Regions from separate parts of the Homo sapiens genome. Here regions 1 and 2 are each linked to region 3. Evidence: chromatin contacts called from ENCODE Hi-C data. All regions are on one chromosome and are shown on one strand. Each heading gives the region's core, a stretch centred on a gene start or an enhancer-like site at or near the end of the contact. The rest is flanking DNA. Distances are from core to core; before and after follow the strand shown. Region 1 overlaps LOC105369574 (a long non-coding RNA gene). Region 2 overlaps SNX19 (sorting nexin 19). Region 3 holds the start of LINC02873 (long intergenic non-protein coding RNA 2873).

The links. A loop is a pair of places that touch in the nucleus more often than their neighbours do. Pooled maps may share reads with other maps.
Region 1: a loop to region 3 is called in a map of heart right ventricle, with 2.7 times the contacts of the local background. The contact joins the enhancer-like site here to the promoter of LINC02873 in region 3. A Hi-C loop is called at or near these places in 9 of 168 maps with a recorded cell type or tissue (Right ventricle myocardium inferior, ascending aorta, gastrocnemius medialis and 4 more) and 12 of 50 pooled maps.
Region 2: a map of prostate gland shows a loop between it and region 3 (2.5-fold over the local background). The contact joins the enhancer-like site here to the promoter of LINC02873 in region 3. A Hi-C loop is called at or near these places in 3 of 168 maps with a recorded cell type or tissue (aorta, prostate gland and sigmoid colon) and 5 of 50 pooled maps.

Annotation. Positions count from the first base shown.
Region 1 is chr11:130,526,365-130,529,571 of GRCh38, forward strand. LOC105369574 (a long non-coding RNA gene) reads left to right here. Exons shown (of 5, transcript XR_007062953.1): 2 at 2,871-2,935. Among named protein-coding and RNA genes, the nearest start is that of ADAMTS15, 79 kb to the left of the region's middle. Within about 2 kb of position 1,432, at least 6 of the 41 ENCODE cell types and tissues checked have a DNase peak (open chromatin) inside an H3K27ac peak, as active enhancers do; they include heart left ventricle and heart right ventricle, where a contact is called at or near this core.
Region 2 is chr11:130,896,161-130,899,604 of GRCh38, forward strand. The region is part of intron 8 of SNX19 (sorting nexin 19); the gene reads right to left. Among named protein-coding and RNA genes, the nearest start is that of SNX19, 19 kb to the right of the region's middle. Within about 2 kb of position 1,756, at least 25 of the 41 ENCODE cell types and tissues checked have a DNase peak (open chromatin) inside an H3K27ac peak, as active enhancers do; they include prostate gland and sigmoid colon, where a contact is called at or near this core.
Region 3 is chr11:130,671,379-130,674,780 of GRCh38, forward strand. It overlaps LINC02873 (long intergenic non-protein coding RNA 2873), which reads left to right and starts at 1,578. Exons shown (of 3, transcript NR_164144.1): 1 at 1,578-1,810.

The sequences.
Region 1 (3,207 bases), core at 182-2,681, 150 kb before region 3:
TCCCTTCGGCCCCCGGCAACCACCTTTTTATTCTTTGCTTCTATGAGCCTATTTTAGATACCTCATCCAAGTGGAATCATGCAGTATTTGTCCTTCTGTGCCTGGCTCATTTCACTTAGCATAATGTCTTCCAGGTTCATCCATGTTGTCGAAAATGGCAGGGTTTCCTTCTTTTCTCAGGCTGAAAAATTCTATTGTGTGTGTGTACCACATTTTCTTTATCCATTCATCTCTTGATGGACATTTGGGTCGTTTCCATAACTTGACTCTTCTTAACCTTGTTGCAGTGAACACGGGAGTGCAGATATCTTTTGAAGATCCTGTTTTCAATTCTTTTGGGTATATACTCGGTAGTAGGGTTGCAAATTAAAAATGGAGCTCTCACAGACCATTATTTTCTTGATCCTTTGGTGCATTTACTTTGGGTTGCCTAGGAACTCCTCCGTCTGTGGATTTACCTTGTAGAGTCAGAGGGGATGATTGGGGAACCTGCATGGCGATGTGGGTTTTGAGCCTCTTTGGAATTCAAACAATACTGATTTACCAGAACAAGAAAATTTGGCTTTGGCCCCAATACAGGCTGAGAAAGTTCATCTTTTTAAAAGGGGCCAGTTCTTGATTAGTTAGGGTACTGGAATGGTCCAGGGAGGGATAACTCAGGCCATTTGCTTTGCCTCCTTCCCTTTCTTTCTGTCTGATCTTTGGCCAGTTCATGGCTTTCTAATCCTGCCACTGGGGGATGAAGGAAGATTAAACTTGTGCCGTTGCCTTTGCATGTTATGAGCTCTCCAGAAAAAGTTTGCATGGGAATGGCCGAAGATGTGGTAAGTTAAAGCAAAATCAATACACAGTTTACTATCCATGTCTTTCTGCTACCCTGCAAATTTTCTTCCTCTCCATGTAATCTCTTTATTGCAGCCTAGGAACTTTGTCAAGGGCTCCATGACCAGGGTCTTTAGGAAACTCCAAAGACCTGAGATTTCACCAGCAGAAATGACAGCTGTTCCAAAAACAGAAAGGAGGTAATTTCTTGTGTTTCAAATTTCTCCAAAGGTGAGAGTTAAGACTCACTCTCAAGATCTTTATGTCACATAGGTAATGAGAGGAAGGGGTAGCATTTTAACAGATCACATTCCCAAGGCCAATCCAACGGGAGGGCTGGAATTTGGGGAGGCTGCAGGGAGCAGGACTTTGGTGCCGCAATCACTGGTTACCCTGTAATAGTATCTCAGGAGACTTTCCTGGTTACTGAGGACCAGAACTGTAGCTGATTTTCAGCCCAATACTTGGTGGGTTCTGTGGAGTCCAGCATTCAAAGCCCTACCATCGAGTGTGACTTCAGTGTCACAGGCAGATGGTGTCACCAAGGCATAATGACTCCTGACCTGTGGCTCTGCTCTTCCTCCTTTCTCTTCCTCTCTCCCCTTCCCTGGGGGCCTGTGGTCCAGAGCTGCATTCCTTTGTTATCACACTTCCTTCCACAGACTGCACACGCCTGTTCAGGACACCAAGCTGTGTGAAAGCACTCCAGGCTGGTGGGAATACCGCTCCCAGAAAGAATCTGACTTGTTTCAGAAGCTTATCTTCTGGCACTTGCTCTTCCAAAGAAAAAGGCTGCAGCAGGAGGATAAAAGAGGCAATCCAGGAGTGTGTGAGATGGAGCCAGTTACATGCATCTCAGCCCAGGGAGGGAGTGAGGAGGGAATGAATGCGGCCTAAGTCCCTCACCTGCAATGTGTAGGAGGTAAATGAACCTGCTCACCCTCCCTCTCACCCAGCCACATTCAGGGTCATTTGCTGTAGCTCAGGTGGCTGCGGCTAGGGTGGGGTTGCCAGGTGGAATAATGGTCATGCACAGCTGCCCCTCCACAGGGGCTGAGCCCAGGGTGGCTTCACTGGAAGAGGGTGTGGGACAAGCTGGGTATCCTGGCTGACATCTCTGCTAGCTGTCGGAAAGTTGAGTGAGGGATGGGGTAGCTGTATCTGTGTGTGTATATGTGAGAGAGTGTGTGTTTGCTGGGTCCTCGTATGTGTTTGTTTCAGATGGATGTGTGTGGGTTTGAGGCCAGGGGAATGGTGAGTCAGGGCAGCCCTGGGGGCAGGGAGGGGTGGGTGTGAGCAGGGCGAGTGAAGTGGCTGCAGCAGGAACAGGGGAGGCATGCGGAACATGGGTGGCATGAGAGCTGACGCTACGACTGAATGGATTTTGAAAGGTCTTTGTCTGCCTCAATTAAAAGGATAGATCCTTTTTTTCTTTAAGGCTGAATAAATAATTTTTTCCCTTTTCTTCTTTGGTTCTTTTCATATAACAATTTGTCAAACTCCGTCAAAAACAAACACAAACAGAAAAACCCAAAAGTCTTCTTGAATGGGTTCAAGGTGCAGGAGGCACAGCTGAGCTGTGGGGAGCAGCGGTGCAGGAGCGGGGTGCTCGGTGGACTCTGGACCTGCTCTTGGGGCTGCTGGCCCCCTTCTTGCCCGTGTGGCCAGGGCAGCCCTTTGGAAAAGCTGTGCTGTAGCTTCATCTTTTGTTTTGGCTTTTATTGGCATATTCTTTTGTTCTCTTTAACTGCATCCAATCAAATTGGCACATCTGAGGTTCGGGAAGATGGTTTGGAGCCATTCCATTACTCTGCCTATCGAATTCTGGGATTTCTGCTTCCTGCCCTGTCCTGTCTTCTGTCCCCAGCTCACCCGGCCCCTACTGATGTCATGCTTTATCAGCTTTCCACTGTGCATGTAACTCTGCCTGGCATTTGGTATTGGGGTGGGTGTGGTGCTTTGAGAGAGGCACAGCAGAACCACTGAGAGAAAGGACGGTGTTTTTCCGTTTAGACCCTCATTCATCCCCTCCTTTCTCTATTTTGCAGGTGCAGAACATTGAGTTATGGGGGTCCAGGGTAAACTTGGCTACCTTGGTAAACATGGCTACAAGGTAAACATGGCTGCTTTAACGAACCAGGAATCAGTGTGGCTTTCTGATTCCTCATTTGGTTCTTGGAACACTTATTTCCTTTTCTTACCCAATTTTAGCTACTCAGGGACAGTAGAATCATAAAATTTTACAGTTGGAGGGATGCTTAAAGAACATTAGCATACAGGGGTCTTCAAACAGCGATGTGGAGAAACCCCTCAGAAGTCACCCACTCCACCTCTCAGAGCAGCGCCGTGCTTACTGATTTTGTAGCTTGAGCTTTGGCAAGTTGG
Region 2 (3,444 bases), core at 506-3,005, 220 kb after region 3:
CAAAAGTATGCGTATTTCTAGAAAAGCTGTGCATAGGAAGAGATGGGGTATAAGACATAGCCAGGCATCAGAGCTGAACTGGAAGAAAAAGTTACACAGCAAAGGAAAAAACTGTAATCTATGCTTCCTGAGAAACTCTGAGTCTTAACGTTGATAATCTTTTCCTGATTGTGAATAGCATATAAATAGAGATAGCTAAGAGACAATCTCTGGCTCAGAAGTGCTTTAAAAATAAAATCAGAATATGCAGACAAAAATAATTTATATGCTACCATCAGATGCGTGTGTCCCTGAGACCAGCTGGATGGAAAGCAAGAGAGGCTAGATGGGAATACGGCAAGGGAACTTTCAGGTGAACCCAGTTCTAGTGGCCACTGCTTTGTGGGAAAGCTTGCATGGAGGGGAAGCATGGCAGAGCAGTGGGAAACACATGAGCTCTGAGGCCAGGATGACTTAAGTGGAATCTTAAGGTGTGGTTGTTACGACTTTTATGATTTTGGGAACGTTATTTTATCTGAATGTAATTTTCTTCACTTATGAAATGTAGAACTACATGTCTATCTCATAGAATTGAACATTAATATAAACAGTACATAGCTGCTTTCCTGGTATTAATATTGTAATAAGCGTCAGTTCCTTTCCCATTGCAATTACTCGTGCACTTTTGGTGGCAGACCTGGAGGTTCTCTTAAGAAATAACCAATGTCACAAAGAACTGTTATCCACCTGCTAGTTAGACATGCCCACCAAGAAAGAGGCCCTTGAAGTAGAGTTCCACAGAAAGCGCCTTGATTCTGGAGCGTTCTAAGAGAACAGTGGAAGCAAGAGGGTTCATGGTCAACCTTTCCCAACTGTCCTTAGGGGAGGTGGACGTTGCGCCTTGCAGCACAGCACTCTCCAGTGCTCCCAGACTCTGCCGCAGCTCTCCTGACCTTTCCTAGGAGATGGTTTAGAGAGAGACATCTTCTCTAAGAAAGTGATTCCAAGGTCTGGTGTAAGGTCTAGAGCTTGCCATCAAGTTTCTCCTGGGTGCCCTGCTTGTTGGACTCCTTAAACCTGCACACCCTTTCTTTTCTTCTTCCTCTCTGGATACTTCCTAACTTTACACACTTCACGCTCCCCTCTGCCAGAACCTTTCCCCCTGGCTTTCTGCCAAGCCATTCCATTCCCACATGCCCCCAACACTCACACACACACACTCTGTCTCTATCTTACACACACACACACAGACACACACACACACACTCCCTTTTTAACTGAGAAATCCTGACGCAGATGCCAGGAATGTGTCTGCTGCCCTTTTGACACAGGTCTGATGCCATCGTTGGGGCCATGGGGAGGGCAGCGCCGCGGACGTGGCATTCACGCATTCTGCTGCTGGCATGGTTCCTATTTTTATCGTGGCATTGCTCTGGGTGTCCAGGCAGGGCGCCGGTCCAGCTTCTCATTCCTTCACTTTCCATCAGGACTCCACACCAATCCTACCCCTTACCTTGGCTGGATCTTCCTGCCCCAAACCCCCTACCATCAATGCAGCACAGTGTATCTCTCCTCTTTCCCTCCAACCCAGTCTAACTCTGAGTACTTGCCCAGTTTGCTAAATCTGATTCTGATGTTTGCAGAGATATTTTCAAGTTTCTTCTGTTTTCGGGCATGAGCAGAGTTTGCACAAGCCGGATTTGCTCCTTGGCTCAGAGTGCTACCCGCTCTCCCCTTCCCCTCCCTTTGTCTCTCATTCCAAATAAGGAGTGCTTCTTGTTACATAATTGGATGTTCCCAGCACAGAAGCTGACACATGAGGTTAGGCGCACATGCATGCAAGACTTCCCTTTGACTTAACAATGCCTTTTTTGGGCATCTAACTTCTCTTCAGCTCCCCTCCCACTTCTCTCCACATCATCAACAATCAACGGAGATTTATAAGCCTGGCTCAGATCAGAGCTCTTCCAACTTTGGCTTAGAAGGAGGGGTTATGAGGTCGAACTTACTCTGTTTTTTTTTTTTCCTTTGCAGGATAGAGAGTGTGCTTATAATTTGACAGAAGTCTATGGCGTCCAAGGCAGTAATGTACACAGGTCTTTTAAAGTTGCAAGATGGGTATACAAAGTTGGAAGCAGAGGAATAAACTTGCCTGCTTGGGGATAATAATACTGGAGGTTGGAACATGAGGACATTTTAAGGAGGAGATGCACTCAAATCTGGTGACTACAGCATCCCTGATGGTCAAACTGCAGTGAGTTCTAAATAACTAGAGAAGTGGCAGTACCACGTGTGGCACCAACACCAACTATCCTGCTCTTTTAAGCACGGAACTTAAAGGAAGAGAACCCAAGTACCCTGCAAAAGCATATGGCTCAGCTACCCGTGGTTTCAGGGAGGACAAACATGTAGCCTCCTAGGCAGCAGTCATGGGGATGGGAGGCAACGGGACCTCATATCATGCCTCTTGTGGGAGATGCAGGGGGTACAGTGGAGAGGTGCTGCAGCTCTGGAGATGTCAAGTTTCCAGCATATTGGCTTACCAAAGCAAATAAAGCTGAAGCATGCAGCAATGCATACACCACTTTTTAAAATTAAAACCTGCAACTGTCCCAGGGATAGTAACATGGGCTGTCTTTAGACTGCAGCACTGCCCTTAGGTTAGCTGCAAGTGTGTAGATACGGAGATGCAGTTTGGATTCTACAAACTGCCTGATAATCTCCAGTACTTGGAGACAGAGATTTTTGGGTTGGCTTTTATCCTGCTGAATTGCAGGGCAAAGATCTGATCCTGAAATTTAGACAATCATCACAGCTATAAATCAGAAAAACCTGGGTTCAAATTCTGCTTGTGATATTTATTAACCCTGTGATTTTGACTAGATAACCCACATTCTTTGTAAACCTTAGTTTCCTTGTCTTTAAAATGAGGGTCATAGTACCGCTTTCGCAGGACTTGGAGGAATTAAATGGTATTAAGTTGGTGCAAAAGTAACTGTGGCTTTTGAACAGCATGTGCATACAGTGTTCAGTACAGTATTTGCACTAAGTCAACTCTCGATAAACATTTGCTGGACAGCAAATGTGCTGATGCTGACGAGATTATCAACGTTTACACTCTGAATGCTAAAATGTGTTAGCTCCATGTCTATAATGCACAGGGTGCTTCCAGGTATGAGACCATGGGCCACCAGTGCCAGATCTTTGGAAGCTCTAGTGGAAGAACCGGTTCTTTCTTTAGATATCATGACTTCTAGCTTCCTATCTTAAGGAGGCTTCAGGAAAACTGTGAAACCAGCTATAAGGTACTTCAGAAGAGGGCCAAAAATGTCATTAAAAAGATGGGAAAAATGATTTGTAGGGATACATGAATGGCCTCAAACAGAGAAGTATGAGATTCTTCATTTAATTCTAGTCTGTGGAAGCTTGGGTGAGGAGACTGCTAACCAGATGTGGTCCTATTTT
Region 3 (3,402 bases), core at 328-2,827:
GTGCTAATAATCTAGGAAGCTGTTTTTACTGCCTACAGGAGAAGAGAGTTAGTGGTATTTTATATAACTTACTCTGTCTCCCCTTCACCTCCATTTGCCATCTGCCAAAATCTTTGGCCCTCAGAGTGGGAAAAATACACTCTACCAGCCAACTGAGATCTACCAAGTGCATCATGGCCAAGTAAATATTGAACTCCCTGCTCCTGACGTTTTTGTGAGAATTGGTTTATATAAGGGGCAGAGCTGTGGAGTGAGGAGGGATGGGTTTGAAGTGCAATTAGACTAGCATCCCTTCCTATTTAACAGTCTTTCTGTACCCCATGAAAGTAAACTCACCAAACTTCTAGGTGGGAACCACTTTCCATGTCTCTGCTATCTATGGGAACTTTACTTATTTGTTTAATAAATATTTTTGGGCACCTAATATGTGTCAGACACTGGCTTAAATACTGGTCAATATGCATATGTTCACGTGATTTGCCAAAAAATCAGTTTCATTTATACGGTTCTTGGCCCCACCTTGAGCTCCATGCTGGGCTGAATCCTCCCTGTCATCCAGTTTATGGCTCCCACAATTTGAGAAAAGGTTGGGAGGTGATTCAGAGACAAAGAAGTGGTTAAAAGGCTGGCTGTGTCTGTTGAGGAATTACAGAGAACACCCACTGGGGCTGTCTTCTGAGGGAGAATCAGCATGAGGTGCATGTCTCATCTAGAAAAAGGGTCTCATACAGATTTTCAGAGCTTGGTTCTCCAAGTCCACGCGGCATAGAGAAGTGTCAGGCGTGAGGGAAACAGGTGAGACGTGGCAGAGCACTTCCTGACATACCTGCTGTCTCCCACCGAGTGAGGGGTGGTTCCCGGACCCACCCTGTGACCGGGCACTGGCTGCCTTGCCATGTGTGTGCTGGCACCTTGGGCTTCAGGGCCTGGGGAATTGTCATGGCAAATCCCTACCTGATAAAACTGCTGGGGGGAAAACAGGCTTTGATGCACATTCCCAGGACTCACTGCTGAGGATTGTGATTTTTTCCTGTGAGCTGTTGGCAGAAGCAGGCTCTATGACTAACCTCAGAAGGGCAAGGGAGCTTTCTGTTAACTGATCGCCTGCAGAGGATCAGAGAGGAATTCCTGCTGGACTCCCTGCTCTGGTCCACCCTGGCCTCGTTTTCCATCTCTGGATCCTTCCAGCCGTGCAAACATACACAGTGTTGCCATGGCGACTCTGGGACAGACACATGCATGAGAGAAAAGCGTGAGGCAAAATCTCTCCTCTGATGATTTGCTGGGAGGGAAGGAGGCCTTGAACAGGTTTCAAAAGCACCTTGTTTCACCCCCTGATTTTCACATGAGAGCGGCTACCCCAGCCATAAACACAGTGGCCTCTTTTCTTCTGCTTTGCTTGCTGAGGCGACTGCAGCTCTGGGAGACCTGAAGAGGCTCCAGGATGAAAGAGCCTCCCACCCTTAAACCCACCCATAGAATGGGTTGCCAGTCATCAGGTGGGGACACCATTGGATGGTGGATGATCAGGGCTGTCCCTGGTTATTAAACTCATTATGCTTTCACCAGGACCCCTCACTTGTCCTTGTGAGTTTCTGACATGGTCCTCCTCTGTCTCTTCCTCGCCAGCTTGGCTGCCACCCCTCGGGCTGGGGTCACTGGGGCATGGCCCACCAGCGGCCTCTCCATTCTGGCCCAGCTCCAGCCGTCCTGTGAGCTCAGGTGGACTCAGCTTTCCAGGTCATCTTGGAGGGATCTGGTCATGACCACATCACTCTGGAGTCTGGCTTATTTCCAGCATTTTTCCCAGGTGAAATCAGGCTTAAATGAATATTATGCAGTGACAGGAAAAACAGCTGCTGCCTGAAGAACACACACAGCAGAAGAGAAATGATGGTGGCGATGGAGGTGGGGTAGATGTTCAGTGGGAGGCCCTGGAGGCGGGGGTGGGGTTGGGGGAACAAGGGTAGGGTTTGTCAGCCCCCACCATGCTGGGTGTGTCCCAAATGCCTGTTCTGACTACTTGGTAATGTTTTTTGGGTGCTGTGCTGAGAAAGCCTGCGAGGCTGCATGAGGTTCCGCAGTAGAGAGCCCTGGTGCTCCATGACCAATGCCTGTGACTGGTGCAGCAAGAGGGACGTTCCTCTGCTGAAATGAATGAGTGCATCTTCCCTGAAGGTGGGTGTGGAGAAAGTCCATCACCAGGGTCCTGTTTGGAGGAGAAGCAGCAGATCTGAATGAATCAACTTTCATCAAGTCACCCCATGGTTCTAGGAGAGCCAGTCCACTTTGTCATCAAGCTCCAAATTCCCTGGCTGGCACTTTCGGCCTCTGCTTTGACCTGGCTCAGAGAAATTTCAGCTCCTGTTCTCAGCATGCCCCTCCTGCTGTGGTAGGGCATGTTGCCTTCTTGGTCCTTGAAGGTAGCACCCAACACCTGTTTCCATGCTCTAGTCCAAGGCCTGCTCTCCTTCCTCTGGCTTCCTGACATCCCTTGCATTGAAGGCCAAGTTCAGGACCATGTCCTCCACACACCTTGTGGACAGCTCCACCCGTGGTGGTCTCTCCTCTTCTGCCCTTTTCTCTGTAGTCTGTGCATTCCAGATCAGCACATGAGCTCTCTCCCCTGGCCTCCTTTGTGTTAGGCACAGATGGGAATCCAGGGCAGAGATGATGTTCTGCCCTTACTACCTTGCAGCAGACAGGATCAGACTTGTGGGACCTGCTTGGTTACCTACCACCTGCTGAGATTCTATTTTCTTTTATAATTTTATATTGTACATGTAGCACACTCTTGGTTGCTTACCCAGTGTGCGTTCCTCTTCTCTGCCTTGGTCACAGAACCCAATTTTATTTCAGTTAGTGTGATGCCCCGTTAAAAGGTATCCTTTCCATTTTATTATAAAGCTAAGAGTTAACATTGAAATGTGAGCAAACATGGACAGAGATGGATGTGTTACACATGTTTTCTCCCAATGTGTAGCTTGTCTTATTTTCTTAACAATGTTTTCCAAAGACTAAAAGCCTTTCATTTTGATGAAGTCCAATTTATCGCTTTTCTCTTTTCTAAGTCATGTTTTCTGTGTCATATCTAAGAAGACTCTGTCTGACCCATAGTCACAAAGATTTTCTTCTAGGGTTTTTGTAGTTTTAGCACTTAGTTGTAGGCCTATGATCCATTTTAAGTTAATGTTTAGATATGGTGTGTGGTAAGCATCAAGGTTCAATTCTTTTTCTTAATGTATTATTGTTATTATTTTTGAGACAGAGTATGGCTTTATTGCCCAGGCTGGAGTGCAGTGGTGCAATCACAGCTCACCGCAGCCTCAACCTCCCATTGTATTTTTGTTTTTGCAGTTGTTCCAGCACGATGTATTAAAATAACCCGGAGTTTAACCTAGC